3 separate regions of the Mus musculus genome follow, and all the other regions are linked to region 1. A link is a loop called in an ENCODE intact Hi-C map of the cell type or tissue named here. Cell type or tissue: heart. All regions are shown on one strand. Links, peaks and the distances in the headings refer to the core of each region. The heading gives the core; the rest is flanking DNA.

Evidence for each region. A loop is a pair of places that touch in the nucleus more often than their neighbours do. Peaks named below come from ENCODE experiments on the same cell type or tissue, not always from the same donor. Only the 100,000 strongest peaks of a DNase experiment are listed, where the experiment ranks them.
Region 2: a loop joins it to region 1, with 8 times the contacts of the local background. A loop is called at or near these places in 2 of 42 quality-filtered maps.
Region 3: a loop joins it to region 1, with 2.6 times the contacts of the local background. A loop is called at or near these places in 2 of 42 quality-filtered maps.

The regions. Positions count from the first base shown.
Region 1 is chr16:87,259,702-87,267,704 of GRCm38, forward strand. No RefSeq gene overlaps it. Among named protein-coding and RNA genes, the nearest start is that of Gm41484, 17 kb to the left of the region's middle. In heart, for the core only: no CTCF peak of the experiment used is centred there; DNase peaks (open chromatin) are centred at 1,990 and 4,050; H3K4me3 peaks cover 276 bases; H3K27ac peaks cover 3,677 bases.
Region 2 is chr16:85,743,884-85,751,886 of GRCm38, forward strand. No RefSeq gene overlaps it. Among named protein-coding and RNA genes, the nearest start is that of Adamts1, 55 kb to the right of the region's middle. In heart, for the core only: no CTCF peak of the experiment used is centred there; DNase peaks (open chromatin) are centred at 4,298 and 5,648; H3K27ac peaks cover 1,401 bases.
Region 3 is chr16:85,752,530-85,760,532 of GRCm38, forward strand. No RefSeq gene overlaps it. Among named protein-coding and RNA genes, the nearest start is that of Adamts1, 47 kb to the right of the region's middle. In heart, for the core only: no CTCF peak of the experiment used is centred there; a DNase peak (open chromatin) is centred at 3,812; H3K4me3 peaks cover 330 bases; H3K27ac peaks cover 1,896 bases.

The sequences.
Region 1 (8,003 bases), core at 1,354-6,353:
CTGCTGTATACATCCCCTCAAGACAGAACATCCCTGGCTAGTACCTCAGAGTGTCACAACAGCAGCATCTCCAGAGAGCAGGGCTCACTCTCTTTTCAGTTTTTTTACTGGCCACGCGTCCCCAAGCAGAAAGTCACTACGCAAATCCTCACCTGAGGTAGAGAAGAACAGTAAGGTCAGCTCAACAAACGCTATGATATGGAAGGAGGTGTCATTACAATGCAAAGTGTATAGCCAGCAATAGCCCATTAGTGTATATGGCAAGATGTGGCAGAAGTCTGCAGACTCAGGGTAGGCATGAACAGCTGAGTCCTGTGTAATGTGAGGTCCCCGTCTCCACTCATGGTTGGTGTCTCTACCATGTATGCACCATTCACAGCAGTGATTTCACAACTTAATGGTGGTTCATCCTGAGATAGAAAGCCCCTCAGTTTTTCCAGAGTCCTTAGTGCTGGCCATTGGCCAGAGCAGACATTCCAGCATCTGCACCATTTTGTCCCCAAGTCCCATGGTCTCATTGGAAGTAGAAAGAATAACACTCTCAATACTATTGGAGAAAGAGTGCAATTTGCAGTAACGTGGACCATAAAGAAAAAATAATAATCACACCGTTCATTAACTCATAAATACTAAATTAGCCTTGAATGGATAAGGGAGATGGCTTATCTGGTAAAGGACATGGGAGTAGAACTTTCGCTTCCCAGAACCCATATAAAAGCTAGATAAGGATGGCAGCCCATCTGGAATCCCAGCCACACTCCACAGAGCAAGCTGCTTAGCCAAACTAACTGAAACTCCAAGTCAGCAAGAGACTTTGTCTCTCTCGATGTATGGAGTAGAGACTAGTTTCCACATGCTTGGGGGAGGGGGACATCATTTCATGTGCATAGGTGTGTGTGTGTGTGTGTGTGTGTGTGTGCATACACACACATAATTCCACATACTCTTTAAGACGGGCGGTGAGCATTTCCAGCAGTAACTGTCCCTGTGGCAGTGCCTCACAGAGCTCACAGAGCTCATCCACATACTGAAATGAGAATCGCCTTTAGCAGAGCAGCGCTGAGGCCATTACTTTACTTGCTATGAAGATCAAACACCTGACAGAAAGCAACTTAAAGGAGAAAGGATTTTATTTCAGCTACAGTTTAAAAGTGTAGTTCCTCCTGGTGGGAAAGACATGCCCAGGAGAGCAAGTTTAGTTGTCACAGCAGAAGCATGAGGCTGCTGGCTTCTAACTTGGGTGACCAAAAAACAGAGAGGAAGAGTGCTGGTGAGCCAGCTTTGATCCCTGTCCACTCTTACTCCCAGTGCCAGCCCATAGGACGGTGCTGTCCGCACATAGGATGGGTCTCTCCCTTTCAGTTAACCTGCCCTGGAAACATCTGTATGGGAAAAAACCAAAGGTGAACCCCAAAAACATCCCGAGTTCTCCTGACCCAGTCTTGTTAACAATCAAAATGAACCATCATGAGCAGTCTTTTGCAAACAGAATTTATTCCACACATGGATTTTATGGATTTTTTCTACCTATTTAGTTTATTTGTCTAGAAAGAGACAGACCGAAACAGACACCCACCAACTTCCTCAGTTTTCTAATATTGTCCTTTTGTGGAGGTCCTCCACTTAAAAAGTTAGCGAAGTTCCAGATATCACTGGCAGTTTTCTTTTTTTATGTAATGCAAAACATAAAATGATGCTTTCTTTTCATTTGTATTGATTTAGGCAAAAGGTCACATTTATAGAAAGAAAGCAGTAGGCCTCCTCTAGATTTTCTAAGACCCTTGAATACATTTGCAGTAGAGTTCTATCAGAATTCAATTACTGCTTGTCCCTTCTCCAGTAGCCAACAATAAATGCATAGACGCACTTGAGGAAGTTACAGGGACCTGATGAAAAAGGCGATGCTTCTGAACTTGGCAGTGCCTGCCTCCTGCCTTGTAAATGTCAGCATGTGTCCGTGTAAGCATCTGACGTTGCTCAGCAGCACATACCAAAGGCCAGGAATTTGGCAGAGTCTCGCTGATTCCGATGCCTAAAAATACTCTGTTTTATCAAAGTCTATTCTGATGCCTTTTACCATGTGGAGAAAATGCTAGAACAGCAAGATCTTCAGGAAGTGGAAAGTCTGAGATGCTTTCCAAAAATTCCAAATGACACAACTACATTGTGCAAGAAGTAACCCTTTACCCTCAGTTCTGGTCGCTGGACTATTTTTATCTCCATAGACTTTTTTGTCAGGACCTTTTGCTTATTTATAAGCCATATAAAGTAATTTTCTCTCATGTTTAAACACGTATTGAATGTAATTTTATTCCACAAATTATTGTGGAACATATGCTATACATAAGAAGCTTAGCTGAACCCCAGTTGTAGCAGCTAGAGTTAGGGAATCTCCAGCCATTAGTATGATGTTCACGAGTGGTCTCCAAAACAATCAAGACATTGAGATAGACACACACGGGAGGATCTGGGAAGGAGAGACAATAGAGGGCAACGGGGGTGGGGAGAATGAGTAGAGTATATATGTCATAATAAATTTATTATTCTGTGCACTAAAACCAAGAATAGAAATCTATGTAGAATTAAGAAGGAAGAAAGAAAAGAAAAAAGAGAAGTTCTGGGCTTTTGCCCCTTGACCAGGGCCTGCAGACATACCTAGTTACTGTTCCAGAACATGAGTCACTCAAGCATACACCCCCATGCCTGCCCACCCAGTGGCCACCTCATACCCCAACCAAGGTGCGCCTACAAATACACAAGAGCTCCAGATAGTCGCTAATCCACTTAATGTCTTAACTTCCAGTCTTTGCACCTTCCTATGCAAACATCTCTGCCTCTCTCGTCCACTTTCACTTCACACAGATTTGTAAAATTTTGTTCTTTCTATTTTATTTCATGCACTGAAAATGCTCTCCGCACAGGTCACCCATTCCAGGCCTGAGGCAGAAATTCCTTTATGTATATTCTCTAGCTCATGCTGGAGTCTCTCCCTTGCCACTCCACTGCAAAGTGCTTTATGCATCATTTCACTCAGCTCTTCAAAGGACCTGAGTGGTGGGCTAGATGTCACTTATCGTGTGTGTGTGTGTGTGTGTGTGTGTGTGTGTGTGTGTGTGTGTGTGTGTGTGTGTGTGTGGAGAGAGAGAGAGAGAGAGAGTCAGTTTTAAGAAAATGGAAGAATAAATCTGTGGTCCTACGTATGTACTTTTGTCCTAAGGGGGAAAAGCCGAAGGATATGAGATATTTAGACTTTATGGCTGCATATTCTGGGCACTTTTGCAATATACTGCAGATGGGGAGGGAGGGTGATGGAAGGAAAGTAAAGGAAACTTGAGAAGAGGAGAGGCATAAGGCAGGATCAAGAATGAGTTGTACTCCATAATCAGTTTGGGTCGGACAACCTGATCCGATCCATATATTCACAGTCCAGACACTAGGAAGGGAACGTAGTTACAGTAAAGGAGTCATTGTATAAAGCAACCTGGAAAAGACAGAGAGGAAGCTGGCAAGCACGCTCCCTCACTCGTCACAGAGAACCAAGCAGGCTGGCAGCAGGTGACAGAGAGGAAATCCGTAGGCAGTGAAGGGCACAGCACTGGCAAACAAGACCAGTGAAGTTGGGGAAAACTTTTAGAAAATGGCACTGAAAAAAAAGAAGAAGAAGATGAAGAACGACTTAAAATAGAAAGTCTTAGTAGGCAGTCAAGAAAAGAAAAATCAGTGTGCGCTCACTAATGTGTGAGTTGCATTGCATTCAATTCTTTGTAACGTTCCCTGTCAAATTCAACCCTCAGGCATGAAAATTACATGTCAAATCTCTCCACTGTAGGTCACCTAAAAATAGGTTCCAGGTATTAGGGAAAGAGCTGGCCAGTGGGCAAGACCTGAGAGGCTTGTGAGTCCAGAAATGTTACACATTTAGATCCAGAAAGCACACAAGCCAGTAGCTACGTCCAAGAGGGGAAGCAGGAACTCCTAGTGGGGCCCCTCAGAGGCTGCCAGACCATGCAGGGCTCTTGTTCCTCTAGGCAGCTGAGAGCCAGCACAATTGAATCCCAAAATGAAATTGGCACGTCAGCGAGGAGGTGTCCTCTGATGTCCCTCTGAATTCCAAGGTCCTAGGATTCAGGACAGTTTCCTGGCATGCAGCCAGGCCCCTGTGATAGGATGGATCTTGTGCTCGGCTTAAGCTCTGCTACTGCTGTCTGTATGGAAGAGCTTGACAGTGTTTATTTGTTCCTTTATATCTTTGTCTGTCTGTCTTTCCACCTCTCTGTCTGTTTGTAGCCCAGCATTTTCACGTACTGGCCATCACAAATTAATTGGCTGGTTCTTTGGGGAGATCTGCTGCTTCACGTGGAATGAACAGATATCACTATGATCTGGGATCACATGGGACAGCTTTGTTTATGGATTTATTTTCTTATTGTACAAATTACCACACAAAATATAGAGTTCAAAACATGGCAGTTAAGAGAGCACAGATAACAGACTGCAAGAGCAGGTCCCCATTTTCTGGATGAGAGCGCTGACAGAAAGAAAATCCTTGCACATGAAAAGATATTTTTGGAGATGGTTGAAGCTTCATTTAAGCTTCATACTGTCTTGCTAGAATCAAGGAAGGGACAAAAGTCAAGGTTAGTACTGTCTTAGTCAGGGTTTCTATTCCTGCACAAACATCATGACCAAGAAGCAGTTGGGGAGGAAAGGGTTTATTCAGCTTACACTTTTCACATTGCTATTGATCACCAAAGGATGCAGGACTGGAACTCAAGCAGGTCAGAAAGCAGGAGCTGATGCAGAAGCCATGGAGGGATATTACTTACTGGCTTGCCTGCCCTAGCTTGCTCAGCTTGCTTTTTTATAGAACTAAGACTACCAGTCCAGGGATGGTACCACCCACAAAGGGCCCCCCCCCTTGATCACTAATTGAGAAAATGCCCCACAACTAGATCTCATGGAGGCATTTCCCCAGCTGAAGCTCCTTTCTCGGTGACAACTCCAGCCTGTGTCAAATTGACACATAAAACCAGCCAGTACAAGCACCAGTTTCTCAAATCTGCAAGCCTGTTCTGTTCTATCTTGTCCTGTTCTGTCATGAGACAAGCTATAACTCCGTAGCCCTGGCCTGGAACTCAAAAGAGATCTTCCTGCCTCTGCCTCCTTAGTACCGGGATTAAAAGGGTGTATCACAAATACCCAGCTTCCACAAATGTTTTTATAAACTCCTTCTAGTAAGGGACTAGAAAGGGAAGTTTTTAGACTTTGTATTTCGCACTCTTAACTGGAGCCGTTACGCTCTGCCATGTTACGGAGAAGGCAGGCATGGGTAGTCCGAGAAAGAATGAGCATTCTTACACACTGAAATCCAGGTCTTCTGAAAGAGCAGCCAGTGCTCTCAACAACAAAACATCTCTCCAACTCCAAGGTTGGTTGGTGGTTGGTTGGTTGGTTAATTGGTTGCTTGCTTGGTTAGTTGGTTAATTGGTTGGTTGGTTGGTTGGTTGGTTGTGGTTGGATGGATGGTTGGTTGCTTGATTGATTGATTGATTGATTGATTGATTGATTGATTAGTTAGTTAATTGGTTAGGTGGTTAGTTCGTTGGTTGGTCGGTTAGTTGACTGGTTGGTTGGTTAGTTTTGTTTGTCTGCTTACTTGCTTTGTTTTTACTTTATAAAAACAATTTTTGCTGAATATATAAATTGATAAAATCTTAAATTCCATGAGTTTGATATTTCCCATATTGATTCTATCTACTAAATGGCACAAAACTTAGTTGAAACTTACCTGGAACTTTAAACCCTTCTTCCCATGGTCAGCCTGTCTGGACAGGGTGCAGGAGGAGGATGTAGCTTCTCCTCTGGCTCAGCTGGAGCTCAGCCTATGAACTATCTCACAGGCCCCAAGGCCCCACCAGCATCTCAATGGAGGAAGGCCATTGTTGTGCAGCCTTCCTAGAATTTGTCTGCTGACACTGACTTTATTTGGGTATGGGTATTTAAGAAGGTAATTAGCAAACAAGGTCATAAGTGAAAGAACAACAATTGTGTTGGACAAATAGGAAGAACTTGAACATGCACAAAGAAAAAGCTCTGTAAGGGCAAAGCAGCAGTGGTAGCCTGCATGCCAAAGAGAGAAACTTCCAGACTCTGCACAGTGACAAAAAAAGAAAAAAAAGTAGTGTTTAAATCACTTTGTGTGCCATATTTTTGTTATAGAAGCCCTAATAGACAGACACAGGTCCAGCTGCATTTTATATACTAGAAAGGATTCTGGCTATCTCAATAATAGACACAAGATGCCTCCAGACATTAGTTATCTGAAGCCTGCTGGGAACAGTAAGTTCCAAAACAAGACTGTCTCTTTCTTGTAGCTTCCGACATTGTCCTTGGGTGATTTTAAGCACTTGTCCAGTTGTAAATGTTTTGTGCAACTCTGTCAGTAAGCTGGCACACGGTTTGGCGCTCATCCTTCAGTTCACAGCACAGCACTTTGTTCTTTCCTCCATATGATGGTCAGGGGTCCTACTAAACCTTCAACAAAGCAGAATAAAGCAGGAAGTTTTGCACCTTACAAGTGTCCCAAGACATTCATCCTGAGACACTACTATATTTTCAATGGCAGGAGGACATTTTCTAACATAAGAAAGTGAGGCTGTGATTTCCTGTAATGATTATACAAGTTCATTACAGACATTTTAATCCCTTCAAATTTGAGTATTTCCCATTGGAAGAGATCCTCTTGTCTCCTACTTGTTTATAATAACTGAAACAGGAATCCAATGAATTCAAAATTCTTCTCTACAAAACATATGAACTAAAGGCTTTCTTATCCTAAGTGGAAATGCCCTTGCATGTACTAAAGTTATTTTGCTCAAGCACTAGCTGCCTGGTTCCAGGAATGAAAATTTAAAGCTTTCTAACTCTTATGATCTTCTATTTACAGTTATTTCTAAACAAGCTTCCCTTGACCAATGGTTTCACTTAGTGAGTTGCTTATAAATGTCACAATCTCTGCTTTTGGGCTAACGGGTTGCTTTATTATTAGATTTGTATTTTTCAGAGTCATACCCCAAGCACCCTGAGCACATTGCAATGCCATTTCTAAAGCCATAGTAAGCATGTCTCTCATTGAATTTGTCCTTATGGGGGTGGTTTGTATTTATATCCCTAGAACAGAGCTTTGTGATACAGGAAACCTCAGGTGAGGACTGAGCTCCTTCCTCCCCACCCCCACCCCACCCCCCGCACATCTGGACTCACTCACAGTCCACTATGCTCATGGTCAGTAGTGAAAATATCTCTCTGGTAGGCTTTTTCCTATTATCTCACCGCCCAAGTCATTTAGACCCTTTAAACCCCTGTATTCCTCTTGCCCTTGTATTTTCAATTTATTCCATTCTACATGTTTTCAGTCTTAGAGTTAATTGAGTATCTGAAGACACTGAAACCTTTCCAGAAGCAAGACTAAACCCTTAGGAAGCCTGTTGTTAATGGTACGTAGATCTGCCTCTCCACCCAACAAATCTCCCTTCACTTACTCGAACCATGACTCAGGATGGAGAAATAAGACAAACAAACCAAAAACCCAGCCCCAACTGTCTACGATTTATAGAGCACTTACTACATACCAGACATTGTGGACCTACTTCAGGAGCCATGTCGGTAACTCCTCGCAAATAGCGCTATTATTCCACTTTACAGGTATAGATATCGAGACTCGAGTACCACACAGCCTGTAAGTGGCATCCAGGTTTGAATTCCAGATGCAGCTCACTGCTATGTCTACCATCACAATGCTCTGCAAACAGGCAGCATGGCAGCTAAGCACCATAGTGAAATACTGAGACTCAGAATCTCTGGAGTTTTATGATTTCAGGAGAGACGACATGATTGCAGTACAGTATCTGATATTGTCCTGTTAATCTAAAGCAGATATTCTCAACCAAGGGCAACTTTTCCTCTAAGAGATACTTGACGGTATCTGGAGATAGGTTTACAAC
Region 2 (8,003 bases), core at 1,615-6,614, 1.5 Mb before region 1:
GGGATCTATTTTTTTATCCTTTTACCCTAAAGTAATGTCAGTCTTTGTGAATGTGTTCCTTTGAATACAGCAGAAAGATGGATCCTCTTTCTAAATCCAATCTATTAGTCTATATCTTTTAATTGAAGGAAATAAAAATATTAATGTTATCAATAAGTTATCAATGAGCATTACTTATTACTTTCTGTGATTTTTGTGGGTTTTCCCCCTTTCTTTTGGTATAAAATGCCTTGGTGTTATTTATTCCTCTTGGATGCAGTTAGCCTCTTCAGAGTGATTTTTTTCTTCTTCTAGTGTCTTCTGCAGAACTGGATTGGTATAAACATTTCTTAAATTTGTTTTTATTATACAATTCCTTCTTTGATGGTAAGTGATAGTTTTGCTGGATATGGTAATCAGTTCATGGATCTACAGGGAAGAGAAGATGGAAACACTGGGCAACTTCAATGAAACAGTCTTTTCCCAACAAATTCATACATATATGAACTCACAGAGACTGCCACTCGATGCACAAGACCTATACAGGTTCAAAACAGACAAAAATCCTAGAATGCAGAAGGAAAAGTGAATATAACGTTTTATTCCCTAATCAAGAAATATTTTGCAAATGATATGTGCTGGGAGAAAGAGAACATCAGTCTTCTTCAATGGAGCAGCACAGGGCAACCAACTCCTCTCCAAGGCTAGACAACACAAAGTGTACTCAATTTTTTTTTTATGTTTTGTTTTCTTTATTTGTGTGCTTTTTATACTCCAGTTTTATTTTTTAGAGCAAGAATGAATATAAAGTGGGTGAATAGGACAGGGGAGTGGAATCTGGGGCAAGCTGAGAGAGGGGACTGAACCAAGCTACACTGCATATTTTTTTAATCAAAAAATATGTTCATTTTTAGTTTTCTCTAAAATTGCTGAAGAATTTTATACATTTATATATATAATTTCTCTTGTATATATAATTTTTCTGTCCTGAAGTTAGATGCAGACTCAAGATAGATCAGTGATTTGCCTTTTGAACATGCTGCTGTTTAAGTTATTAAAATGTACAATATTTACATGTAGTGGATATTTTACATAATGAATGAAGGGTTGTAAAGTCAAAAATACTGATGTTAGAAGGATCATTTTTAAGTAAATTAATGTAAACATCTTCTAGACATTTCTTTTCTTAAACTGGTAAAATCCAGGTAACGCAAAATGTATGTCTTAGCTTGTTGGGGGTTATTATTATTACCATTGTTATTGGATTAATGGTATGTTTCTTAGAGGTATATTGTCTTGTCTTTTTCTTTTAGAATCATTTTAATAGATTTAAATTTACATAATGAGGTCTGATGAAAATTAAAGGCATCAATAAGAAACTCAGTGAAGTGATTTAGTACTTAAAAGTGGTTAAAACAGGAATTCCACACAATTTTCATCAGGATGACCAATCAGAACAGGAAATACATACGGAAGTATATTTGAGAAATAAGTCCTAACAGAGTATAGTGAAGAATGCAAAACAGTTCATAAATGATGAAATCCTAGGTAAGTACTTGACCTAGAATGCTCGTTGAGGTTGTAGCATTTGACCAATGATTGACTGAGATATTAGAAAAATATTCTAGAAGATGAATATTGTAGACCCTCACTGCTTCAAACAGCAATGAGGCTTTTCCTTGGCATTGAACTTAATTTCTCTACTTTGATTTTGCCATTTGGGGCAGCCTATGTGTGCCTAGTGACTTCTAAACAAGAAATCTCAAGCACATAACGGCAGCCATTCTACTCTATGTGAAATTCTTTACTGAGTATTTATATTTTATAATAAATAAAAAGAGAAAAAGCAAAAGACATAACTTAGATGAATGTGTTATATATTGAAGAGTGAAATTAATGATAAGTAGTAAGAAAGTATGAATAGAAACATAACACCTAGCTTTGAAAGTAAATTTTAATTTAATAATATTTGTCTAACATTTTATTTTTTAAAGCCCGAATTATAATGTTAATATAGTCTAAGTCATTGTAAACATTTACTATTTTTAAGAACCCAACAATAGCCTTTGTTGAGTATAAAGTATTAACCATATTATTGTTATCTTTATTGATGTAACTAACACAAGACACAGGCAGCTGATCTATTGTTTCACAGAAACAATTTCTCTTTGAGGTCTGAGTTCTTGTTTAGTTTAGTCTAAAAATACTGAGGTGAATGTTAAGGGCTATAATAAGCTATTCTATTGGCTGCCACAAGTGGAACAATATACACAGAGATGTGCTTGTTATCATAGGACAAACATAGAAGCAATGGGATTCTGTCCTGAGGAGATAACAGCTCTGATGGTTACAGAATTAGACTTCAGTCTCTCTGCTCGATAGGCTGTCATAGCTTTCTGCGTTTTGATTTCGCAGCTACTTTATGTACACTATTGTACACAATAAGTGATTTTACATAAAGGTGTCTGTTAATAGGTAATATTCCAGAAATGTGTGGTGTGTGTGTGTGTGTGTGTGTGTGTTTGTGGTGTGATAGATACACACTTGTGGGTAGGGTGTAAGCACCCCTGTGAGCATGCAGAAGCCAGAGGAGGACATCAGATATCTTGCCTTATGTCCTGGAAACAGATACTTTCACTGACTCTTGAGTAAGGCTATTAGTCATCAAATCCAGCAATCCTCATGTCTCCGCTCTGACACAGTACTGGGGTTTCAGACCCACGTGACTATACTTAACTGTTTTCATTGGTCTGGGAATTGAGCTTGGATACTCACGGTTGCACAGCAAGCACTCCCTCTATCAAGCCACACTCCCAGCCCCCAGAAACAAAGGTTTTGTAGGTCTTGTTTCCCACCAATGAACATCTTTAGATTATTTCCATAGGTGAAGTAATGAAACAATGTTTTTTTTTTCCCCTGGTCCTCATAGTTATTGATCTTTCTAATCATATCAATGTGTGGCTAATGTATTATTTATATTGTTATCAGCTTGAACCATGCGCAGGCCTCTTGGGACTTCTCTATAACTTTAAACTTATTCTCAGAAGACTCCTATTGTTTTTCTAAACGTCCATATTGGCAAACTCTGTATAAGTACTTGCGAATGTACAGGTAGACTTGTACTGTTCCTACCATTCACTTGGGAAGCTTCTTAATGCTGTGTGGCGTGGATAATACAATCCCACACCTGGCTGAAATGCTGGGAATAAGTACAGAGAGATGCCTGGTCCTAAACAGGACATCAGTGTTATCCCGCTAATGTTCAGGGGACATCTCAGAAGGGGGTACTAGAACCAGAAAATGAGGAACTGAGCAGCAAAAACAATATGTTATGGACATAACAGCCATTGCACTTAAAACTCAAGGCAAGTGTGCTTGTCTCTGCACATGATTCTCTCTACCAATATCACACTGTGGATAAGGGAGAACCATGAGTCCTTTTCTGTCTGGGGGGCTATTGGCAGCTACACCCTTTTGGAAAAGAGTGTGGCATTTTCTTCAATAGTGTAGCCACTGTTAAATTAGCTTTACCCCAGTAAATGGTATCACACCCAAGCTCAGAGGAGAAACTCTAAGGAAAGCCAGTGTATAACACAGGAATAAGACATTCAAGTGGGAGGAGTTGGGAAGACAGAGGCAAAATGGAGGTGGGAAAAAAATCACAAAATTCATTACATACATGTATGGAACACTTGATTTTCCTTTAAAATATTAATGTTATACATTAATTGTGTGTGTACTGTATGTGTGCCTGTGTCTGTGCACAGGAATATGGGTGCCCTCAGAGGCAAATTACAATTTTATTTGTTAAGTGTGCCTATGTGAGTATGGGCATGTGCACAGGAGCAGGCTGCTTTCAGAGTCCAGAAACATGAGCTCTGTTTTGAATTGAACTTATAGCCTGTTGGGAGCTGTTTGACATGGTTTCTGGGAACTGAACTCAGACCCTCGACAAGAGCATCGCAGAATCTTAACAGCTGAGCCATCTCTCCTGACCCTCTTTTCTACTTTCTTTAAACATCTTCGTCTATCGTAGCACATGCTCGCGTTCGTGTCTTGCTGGCTGTGTTCTCAAGTGTCCTGTGACCTAGCCTGCGGACGTTTGCAGTCTGCACAGTTATGTTTATTTATGCTTTGTTTCACATTTGTATTTGGCCCCTGTGATTTATACAATTGTTCCTTACTCGAGTTGTCTCAATGTGAGCCGTCAGATTGGCGAAGGACATTATCAACAAATGACTCTGCTGAAAGGAGGTGCACTCAGCTCGGGCCAAATGCTCTCCATCAGTTACTGTTACAGACAGCCTCAGGGTTGGCCCCCACCCTCCCTTTCTTACGCACAACTGCCACAGACATCACATCGGAGTACTTGGAACGGAGCCTGAGTGTCCTGGGTAGGACTTGGCATGGAAATCTCTGACAGCAGAACTTGGCTTGGGTTTGTTTAAATAAAGTACTTCACATTGAACTGCAGGAAAGGAGAAAAGAGGGAGGGATGTGAGAGGAAAGAGAGGAAACTTCTGCCTTGTTTTAGGTTATCAGAAAAGACAAAGTACTTAAAGCCTGCCTGGTCTACAAAACAGATGAAGATATTGATAGAGAATTTATAAAAATTATTTTAAATCACAGAAAGTCTGCACAATGAGTTTTAATCTTCTCTTTTTAATTTTATTATTACTAATGCCATTAGCTTTTCATTCTTTTTTTTAAATTAGGTATTTTTCTCATTTACATTTCCAATGCTATCCCAAAAGTCCCCCATACCCACCCCCCCACTCCCCCACCCACCCACTCCCCCTTTTTGGCCCTGGCGTTCCCCTGTACTGGGGCATATAAAGTTCGCAAGTCCAATGGGCCTCTCTTTGCAGTGATGGCCGACTAGGCCATCTTTTGATACATATGCAGCTAGAGACAAAAGCTCTGGGGTACTGGTTAGTTCATATTGTTGTTCCACCTATAGGGTTGCAGTTCACTTTAGTTCCTTGGGTGCTTTCTCTAGCTCCTCCATTGGGGGCCGTGTGACCCATCCATTAGCTGACTGTGAGCATCTACTTCTGTGTTTGCTAGGCCCCGGCATAGTCTCACAAGAGATAGCTATATCAGGGTCCTTTCAGCAAAATCTTGCTAGTGTATGCAATGGTGTCAGCATTTGGAAGCTGATTATGGGATGGATCCCTGGATATGGCAAAAAAAAAAATGTCCTAGGGATTGATGCCTGAGTCAGTAAGTGCTAAGCGATCGAACCAAGAGCCCTCCAGTTCCCTCTGAGAAACCCGTGCCTTCAGTTAATCTAAATTTTCTGATCTTTCTCTCCTACTTTCAAGCTGTCCTCAGCACCATTGTTGACTTACTTGTCTTTCTCTAGAAGACAAGATTGTGCCTTTCTCTAGAAACAAGACAGTTGATTCACATTTTCTTTCCTTCTCTTCCTCTCCTCTGCTTCCCTCTCCCTCTGCCCTGCCCTGGGGCCACATATTCATGTATGTATGAGATGCACTCTCCCATACTGGTGACCAGAGGTTGACGTTAGATATTCCCCTCATCACTTCTCTAGCTTATACTCTGAGGCAGTGTCTCTTCACCAACCCTTATTGTTTTTATTAGACTGGCTAGCCAGGGAGTCCCTGGGATCAGCCTGGCTCCACCCCCCAGTGCTGGGTCTAAACACATGCCTCTCCAGTTATTTTTGGATGCTGGTGAAGAAAACTCAGGCCTCATGCTTAAGCAACAAACACTTTACCCACTGAGCCAGCGCCAGAGCCCGGTCGGTCGTTCCAAGTCTTCTAAGATGGAAGTCTGGCCCTCTTCTCTTTATCTTCCCTATTGTTCTGCTTCAGACTGTTAATTAGGATTTGGGGTTTCCGGAAGCAGAGATTCACAAAGAAGAGCTCAGTGGGGAGGGCAGCCTGTAATAATCTGACAGCTGAAAAGGAGCATGGTAATTGTGGTGTCGCAGGCCTTTAATCCCAGCTCTGGGGAAGACAGAGGCAGGAGGATCTCTGTGAGTTCGAAGCAGGCCTGTCTACACAGAGAGAGAGAGAGAGAGAGAGAGAGAGAGAGAGAGAGAGAGAGAGTTCCAGGACAGTCAGGACTACACAGAGAAACCCTGTTGCAGAAAATAAACAAAAACAAAACAAAACAAAAACAAAAAAAACAGAAAGAAAAAGAAAAGAAAGAAAAGGGAGAGATTTTGTAGCTGCACCCTTGGTCTCCTGGAAGGTAGCTGTGTGCTCACCTGACAGGGTCCCTTCGCAGTTGGTTGCTCTGCTCTCCTTGTCATGTCACTTTGCCACTTCATCTTTTCCTTCCCCTGGCCTTTTTACAGCATTTTACAGCCTGTGCCACCTTACTCCAGACGTCGTACTGAGCATACGGAGAGCCTTGCTGTAATTTTTGCCGGATTTCAACCTTGTTTGTTGAAACACATCAGTGTTGCCTTTGCTTGAGAGAAGTCGGCATACAGTCTTAGCTATGTGTTCCTAACAAGGAATAAGTAGACCAAAGTGACGCTTACTGCAAGCTCCCAGTCCTTCTAATGAGAAGATGGAATGCCCCACCTCTAAGCCCCACCCCAAAACAGGCAGCTTTTAGGATATTTGTTCTGCAAGCCTCATTCTTTTCTTCTTTCCCTGTTCGTTTTGGAGAATTTAAACTAGACACTGGGTGTAAATGCTTTAGTAAATTCAGTTTTATTGTTCTTCAGTCAGATGAACAATTCTGTGTTTGGAATGTAGTTTGTTTTCACCAATATTCATGTTCAACCTTGGTTCCTATTGTGAAAATGTTGCACGTCCTCAGAGAATTACAGGACTATTTAGGTTATGAGGAAATATCCTTAGAAGAGATTAACAAAAGTGGGGTTGTTTGTGTTTGAGAGATTATTATTAAAGGGTCTGACTTCTCCATGAGCTCCTGCTTCTTTTCTGCCTTTCATACATGCACAGGTGTGTGTGTGTGTGTGCTGTGTGTATGTATATGTGTATATGTGGTATATTTGTATCTATGTATATGTATGTGTGTATATATGTGTGTATGTATATGTATGGATGTGTGTATCTATGTGTATGTATATGTGTGTGTATGTGTATATGAGTGCATGTATGAGTGCATGTATGTGTGATATGTGTGTACATGTATGTGTGTATGTGTATATATGTGTATGTGTTTGTGTATGTGTTCATATACATATGTGTATTCTACATATGTGTGTACATATATGTGTGTATATGTTTGTTATGTATGCATAGGTATGTGTGTATATATGTATATGTATGGTTGTGTGTATGTGTGTGTGCATATATGTATGTGCTTGTATGTGTGTATGAGTGCATATGTATGTGGGTATATGTATGTGCGTGTGTGCATGTGTGTATGCATGTGTGTGTATGTATATAGATATGTGTGTATGTGTTTGTGTATGTGTTTATATATATGTGTGTGTAATTATGTGTATGTATGTGTGTGTATATATGTTTGTTATGTATGTGTCGGTATGTATGTGTATGTATGTGTATATATATGTATGTTCATGTGTGTGTCTGTGTGTGCTATCTGTCACTCTCACAATGTGACCTACTATCATAGGATCCTCATCAGAGGCAGAGGTTGATGGGACTTCCAGAACTCTGAGCTAAATGATCCTCTTTCCTTAAGGTAGTGAATAGTCTTTGATATTTTCTCACAACAGTGTCATTGCAGTAAGAAACAGCGTTTAGAGATTTTTACATCATTTGTTCTTCCTATTTTCTTCTGCCTCAAATCAGTCTCTCAATGGATTTGTACCTCTTCTTTTTTACTCATGGTCTCCTTGATCTTATACCATCAATGCGGTCCTGTTTACTCTCATTTTACATTGCCATGTCTCCCCCCTCCCCAGACACCCCTTTAAACCACTTTTTCTTTGGATTCTTACAATCACCAGTCTCAGTACAGATGCCAGAAAGCTTTGTATTAGCTAGATTTTCTTCATAACAAACTACATAGAAACTAGTGTATTTGTAGTCAGGCCATTTTGCTAAATCCTT
Region 3 (8,003 bases), core at 1,846-6,845, 1.5 Mb before region 1:
GACGGTTTTTACGTGAATGAGGGATTGAATAGAGGCAAATGGAATAACACAGTTTGTCAGATGACACTTCAGAACATAGGAAGTCACCCTTAAAGGACAGAACAGCTGAGATCACAATCCCCTTTCAACTCAGTTCTTTCCTATACTGTCATAGGTGGAGCATCGGTTCCATTGGATCATCGATGGCTCTTACCTTAAGAGAATGCTGTAGGTCACAGTGGAGCGAGAGTGGAGAACATGAGAACTGGGCCTTCTGACCTTGTCCATCAACTTCGAAGACTATCTTTGTGGTTGAGCATTCTCCTTCTTAGCTTTTTCCTCAGGTATAGAAGTGAACCCATAACAATATCACCTGTGCATTTCATCCCAGAATAGTGTGTGTTTTCTGTTTGTGTTCCTTGGCTTATTTATATTCTTTTCAGCATCTAATAAAATCTTTGACTCCATCCTATGATCCATATTACATTCTAGGGACTGGGACCAGAGTGATACTTAGCATAAAGTTGTGAATAAGAGAGTAAAAAAGTCTAAGAATTTCATAAATTCATTATTGTTAATAGCTGAGTAGTACTCCATTGTGTAAATGTACCACATTTTCTGTATCCATTCCTCTGTTTAGAGACATCTGGGTTCTTTCCAGCTTCTGGCTATTATAAATAAGGCTGCTATGAACATAGTGGAGCATGTGTCCTTATTACAAGTTGCAGCATCTTCTGGGTATATGCCCAGGAGAGGTATTGCTGGATTCTTCAGTAGTACTATGTCCAATTTTCTGAGTAACCGCCAAACTGATTTCCAGAGTGGTTGTACCACCTTGCAATCCCACCAGCAATGTTGGAGTGTTCCTCTTTCTCCATATCCTTGCTAGCATCTGTTGTCATCCTAAGTGAGGTAACCCAATCACAAAATAACACACTTGATATGCACTCACTGATAAGTGGATATTCGCCCAGAAGCTCATAATAACCAAGATACAATTTGCAAAACACATGAAACTCATGAAGAAGGAAGACCAAAGTGTGGGTACTTCGATCCTTCTTAGAAGGGGGAACAAAATACCTATGGAAGGAGTTACAGAGACAAAGTTTGGAGTAGAGACTGAAGGAACGAGCATCCAGAGACTGCCCCACCTGGGGATCCATCCCGTAAACAACCACCAAACCCAGACACTATTGTGGATGCCAAAAAAGAGCTTGCTGACAGGAGCCTGATAAAGCTGTCTCCTGAGAGGCTCTGCCAGTGCCTGACAAATACAGAGGTGGGTGCTCTCAGCCATCCATTGGATGAAACACATGGTTTCCAATGAAGGAGCTAGATAAAGTACCCAAGGAGCTGAATGGGTTTGTAGCCCCATAGGAGGAAAAACAATATGAACTAACCAGTACCCCCAGAGCTCCCAGGAACTAAACCACCAATCAAGGAAAAAAACACATGGTGGGACTCATGGTTCTAGCTGCATATGTAGCAGAGGATGGCCTAGTCGGTCATCAGTGGGAGGGGAGGCCCTTGGTCTTGTAAAGATTATATGCCCCATTATAGGGCAATGCCAAGGAATCAGGAGTGGGTGGGTTGGTGAGTAGGGGGAGGGGATAGGGGAATTTTGGAGAGGAAACTAGGAAAGGGGATAACAATTGAAATGTAAATAAAGAAAATATTTAATAATAAAAAAGAAAGAGTAAAAAAGTGAATTTCTTAATGAGTCTTTTGTTTTGAGATAACTCTACCACATAAGCAGTAGATGTCAAAGAGCTCAAGAGAAGAATACAACAATATAAGAAGACAAAAATATAATAAACAATATTACAAGCAAGGGAATGTCAAAGAGGGCATTTGCAATTTTGATGAGTTAGCCGAGAAACTTCACATATAGACTGTGAGGAGAGGTAGTCCAGACGAAAGGATGCCGGAGACTGTGAGGAAGGTGTGCACATGAGGAAAGACAACCACAAAAGCAAGTAAAACTGAAATGTGAAAATGGGCAAGCGTGAATAGATGAAATCAAGGTGTTAATTGGGAGCAAGAGAAAAATCAAATAAAGCTTTCTCTTCTGCTTTGAAAGAACGGCCTTGATGCGACCACTAATAATATTGGACTTGCATTTTAACAGGACCATTCTGGTTAAGAATTTGCAACTAAGATGTGAAATAGAGACAAGACCAATAGGTCTTGAGCTCAGAGCCTGAAGGTAGTTGTGGAAGTTGTACCAGGGACTGGCATTAAAAGTTCTTGAAGCAAAAGCTGTAAGGTTTATGGAAGATCAGATATGAACTGTGAAAGAGAAGTGAAGCATGGGCTGGGGACTTGGGGACTTGGGGAAAGGGTTAACTCCCAAGTTCTAGATGAGGACATTCTGTCCTTCCCACTTCCCTTCCACCATCCCAGTCTCCATCTAAGTGCAAGCAGTGGTTGGTTGCTCTGGGAAGGAGCTGAGGAGTTCATCTTGGACATGTTGGTTTTCAGTGCTTCAGTACTTTAGACTGAGGCTATCTAGTTGGTCACTGAATTCAGGAGAGAGTTTTAAAATGGTGATTAAAAACTTTAATGTCTGCAGCATCGGGTGGCATTTAAAGTCAGAGGCACACAATAGACTTACTGAGGACATAGAAGTGAAACTATGTAGTTTTTAGAGGTTACAAAAAAATAGACTGAGAAGTAACAGGTAGGAGGAAATGGGTATGAAGTTTCCTGGAAGTACAGGAAAGAGGCTTTTGAGCACAAACGACTTCTCCATTGTCAAAATCCATTGCTAGAGAAGAGGGTTGAAGCTTGGCATAGGCTCTAGGGTTGTCTCTTAGTTCTCACCTTCAGAGTGCCTAAGCATGCAAGAGCCACGTGGCAGTTAATATCACTTGTCAGCGTCACAAAATTTAGAGTCACCAAAGAGACTTACCTCTGGTTGTGTCTATAAGAGGTTATCTAGATTAGGTTAATACAAATGAGAAGACTCACATCAGTTATGTACTTGGTTAGCATTGGTCAGTAGTCCGAGGTCTTGGACAGAGCAAAGAGAAGAATGCTAGCTGAGTGCTAACGTTGGTTCATCACCATCATGACTCTGCTGCCAGGGTGGGACACACTCTCAAACCATAAGACAAGCAAACCCTTCCTTCCGAAAGTTGCTTGTGTCAAGTATATGGTCACCACACCAGGAAAGTAGCTAAGGCAGTCAGGACAAGGAACTGGGCACAGGTCAGGAGCATAATTTAGACATTTCTCTCTTTGATTCTCGCTGAAATATATTCACCTCAGAGAAAGCCGCATGGGGCTATTTTCCCATCTGCATAGTTCCCTGAGAAATAGTTTCAAAGTGCGTTTCAGGAAAATGAATGCCTTTCTCCTGAATGCAGCATTTTCTAAGGACACAATTCTCCATTTGTATTATGGAACCCATCCCGAGGGGTCCCAGGTTGAGAAGTCCCTTCCAATACTTTTTCCAGCATCCCCAGAAGAACCCCAGTGGCCTTATGTTGGGAATCTGCAAATGAAAATTCCTCAAGACAACAGTTGTCTTTAAAAAAAAAAAAATGAAAAACAGCATCTGACAAGTGACTAGAAAAGACTGAACACTAAAAGCAACTTCTGTAAAAAGCCCAGGCCACAGAGACAAAGAGATGGTGATGTTCCTGTGACCTAGTAGCTACTATTGTATTAGAGAAGAGGCAGGAAGAGGCCCAAAGGCAGGGGCTGTGAAGTGTGAGGGCTGGGCCTGGCTGGAAGGGGGTGGAGGAGAGAGCTTATGAAAACGTCCTGGGAAGCCTGCCAAAGAGTTCTTTCTCTAGAGATAGCTAGAAAGAGCATAAATAAATAACAGTGACTCACCCCGTGTTATGCTGGAACCCTCGCCCAGCAGACCTTATTTACGTAGGAGACAAGCCTGTGATGACTCTGGTTGTTTGCGAGAACACAGCAAAACCATTGGATCGAGGCCCCCTTTGACTCAGATTACCAGTCTTGAGACTGTCAGTTTTATTTTCTTTGGGAAACTTGGAAAAGAAAACAAAAATCCAAGGGTGACCAGCAGAAACTCCCATGAGATGACAGCGCGTTCAAGACGTGGGACTTAGTGCTGCCAGGGACTGCTTATCAAATCAGTTCCCAAATCTTAGAAACTCACAGCATTTCAGTGATTTTTGAGCAAAGCCATCTGCCGTTTCCGTTCCCTCTGATAAATCATATGGAAAGAATACACTCAAGGTCACTGCTCCCTCAGCCTCAGCAGTCACTTTGCGTTCTCCTTAGCGTCATCATCTGTTTTACCATCACGTGTGTCAGGAGCTGTGAGCATTTTGACATCTTCTGTATAAACAAGCCTGGCATATATTTTCATTTGTCTCGGAGTATCTTTAGGAAACTGTCAGATATATTTTGTTGAGTTTGCACAGGTAGGAAATCATATTACTTGCAAATGTTCCCTTTCCGCTGACATTCATTCAAAGCTTTCATGGATGTGAATACTCTCAAAACATGGCTTCTCTCTATCCCAGCTAATAAGATGTCCCTTCGTTGGCATGATTCTTTCGTAGGACGATGACAGGCCTAGAAGGAAGCAGTCACAAGTATACCCTAAGGCAGTAGTTCCCAACCTTTCTAATGCTGACCCTTTAATATTTACATTACTTGGATCCTCATTGCAGTGACCCCAAACCATAAAACTATTTTTTCCATTTTCATAACTGCAACTTTGCTATTGTTATGAATCGTCATGTGAATATTTTTAGAGATAAAGGTTTGCTGAAACCGTTGTGGCCCACAGTTTGAGAACCACTGCCCTAAATGGTTTTCATTTGTTTATTAGTATGCCCACCATCTCTTTGCTAGGGCTAGAAATTTGAAATTACACAGCAGGTGAAGAAAGGGCTGCATTAAAAGGAGCACAAGGAAGGAATGAATAAAGAAGAAAGGAAAGAAGAAAAATGGAAGGAAAGAAGGGAGGAAGAAAGGAAGGAAAGAAGGAATGAAGGAAAGAAAAAACAAGGAACGAAAGAAGGAAGAAAGGAATGAGGGAAAGAAGGCAGGCTAGCAAATATGGTGAAGTATGTCTTTCTGACTTTGCCGAGTAATATAATATTAGAATGAATGTATTTTTGGAGAGTGTAGGAAGGGAAATACCTTAGAAGCCCAGAATCACAGTGGTTTTCTTTCTTCCTTTTAATTATTCTTTCATTGTTTTTAAAACAATGTTTCTATTAATTCACTGAGAAAATGTATCCGGTGAGTTTGAACATATGCACAGAGCCAACTCCTCCCATCTCCACCCTTCTCAACTCTTCTCTCCCCTCACCAAGTCTCAGTTTTCTCTTCTCCCCTACCCACTTCATCTTCAGTTTGTTGTACAACTACTCCTGAGACTAGGGCCTGCTCTGGAATGTACTCAACCTACCCGGGTCATGCCATTCACGAAAACCGACTCTCCCTCCCCCACCAGTTATCCACACCAATAGCTCCTAGGCTAGGGGTGGGATTTGGCACCATTTCTTCCATTCACTGTAGAACCTTGTCTGGCTTGAGCTTGGACAATTTGTGTGCTTGCCATCATAAACGCTGTGAGATCATATGTGCAAATGCCCTGTTGTGTTTTGTTGAAGTCACTTTCCACCTTTGGCTCCTATAATCTTTTCACCTTCTCGTCCCCAATGGTCCCTGTGCCTCTCTGGGATTGGTGTGATAGGCATGTACACTTGCACTGAAACCTTTCATGTTCTGCATCTTGACTCAGGACCTCTGCTAATTCTCAACTACTACAAGAAGCTTCCCTGATAAGGGTTCAAAGATGTTCAGTATATTTTAAAAACAATTCCACTCTTTGACACTTTCATACCTGTATATAGTATATTCTGGACATACCAATCCACCATCCTATTTTCCTATTCCCCCACCCTCACCAACAACCCCCACACTATCAAGACCATCATTGTTGCCCATTGATTGCGGTCTATGAGTGCCACCTTCATCATCTGGAAAACGTAATAGCAGGGAAACAAAATTCTATTTTAAAAAAATAATAATTATAACACAGACACCGTTAAAGTGTTCTCTCAAGTGTCGGGAATAGTTTGGTTTAACTTTGGCCCTCAGAAGACACTGACTCACCCCAGATATTATACAGCTATGCAGGTGAACACACAAATTCACACAGAGGCACAAAGATATCACTATGTGCGCGAGCGCACACACACACACACACACACACACACACACACACACTTTAGAATAATGTTTCAATGATTCTAGCCTGTCTACCTTTTAGGGATCTGTGAGCTCTCTGACCCCTACAATGGTCATTTTCCTGTAGTGTTCCCTACCTAAGGGCTTGAAATCCAACTTAATCAACCTTGGGTCACTCCCACTTCCTTTCAGCTAAACACTGAGAAGATTAGCATCTTCTGTAAGAATTTCCTGTGAAAGGCTTCAGCCAGTGCTCATGGTTAGGAAGTAGGGACACCATTTGTTGGATGCGTATTGTCTATCTGATTACACCTATAGAAAGTGACTATAAATGCAGCTGCTTGGATCCACACAAATTAATTCTCTTCCTGTAGGTCAGGTCTGACATGTAGAAAAATCTAAGGTGTCCAAGGCATGCTCCCATGCCCTGAAAGCACTGACGTACATATATCCTTCAGCTCCTTGTTCTCTAGAGCCTGCTCGCATTCCTGCTTTCCAGCCTGACCTCCATCTTGAGAGAGCCAAAGGTGAGACGTTTCTTTGACCGCTCGCCCAGTGTCACACATCTTTTATCTGACACAGCTGGTAGAAAAAGCTGCCTCTGCTTTTTAAGAATTTATGTCATTTCATCAGGCCCACCGGGGTTATCCCAGTAATCTCAAGGGCTGTGACCTTAATCGCATCTGCAAAGTGATTTTTCCTGATTATGTAACAAAGTCACATCTTCCACGTTTGGAACGTTAACATCTTTACAAGGGAGCCTAGTTTTCTGCTTAGCACAGAGACAGGCATTGATGATTAAAAATCTGAGAAAAAACATGAATATGTCCTTCTCGCAGGAACAACATCCTATATTTCCGTCCTCCCGTTTCTGGATTCCTACTATATTCTGATGGGTCAGGTCTTACAATGAACATGTTGTGCTTTCCTGGAGCTGCAGGCTTCTGGAGATATGTGTGTCTCTTGCTCTCAAAAGTCTCCTAAATTAATCTCAACCACTCTTGGTCTGGAATGTATATAATTATATGATATACATTTATATGTTTTTTGCAAACCAAAAACCTTTTGTTGTTGTTGTTTGTTGTTGTTGTTATTGTTTTAACCAGTCAAGAAACATATACCAGGTACTTACCATGGAAAAGCCACTCCATATAAGGAACTCTGAGTTAGGAACTATGACGTCATCCCCTTTCAAACAAATTACATATTTTAAACATGCTAGAAGAGGTCTCATGAAGTTTTTCTGTAGAAGAGTTCTTAGAATAAGCTTTCTGTGGTGGTTCCAGTAGTCTGGAATTTCTTCCCACTTCATACTAAGCTGTGAGGGACAATTTTCTCCAGTTTTTTTTTCCCCCACCAAATACACAAAGGGGTCAGTAACCCACAAGGGAGAAACAGTCAATTTTAGAGCACTGCATTTTGGAATGTGTTATAATTTGCATCTGAAATGCTCCCAGAGGTCCTGTGTTGGAATATCTGGCAAACAGATTGAGGCCTTGTTCTGAGAGGGGTTTTGAAAGCTTTGGGAAGTGGAGTGTAGCTGTTAGATCCAGGGCACTAGGAGCAGGCCTTTGAAGGTTCTACCTGCCTCTACCTTTGGAGGTTATTATAACTCTCTGCTTATGGTCTACACCATGGGAAAAGCCAACTGATGCAGCAGCTTATTCTTTTGAGGAAATAACACTGGTGGTGTTTTGGGCTTATTGCTGATTTTCCAAGGCTCCATCCAGTCTCCTACTTCCCTGAAGTCTCTTCCGTTCACATCTCTTCCCTGCTGCTGTTAATAAGCACACGAACCTTTTCTTAAGCGTGAGTATGGGACACAGAAGAACTGATTG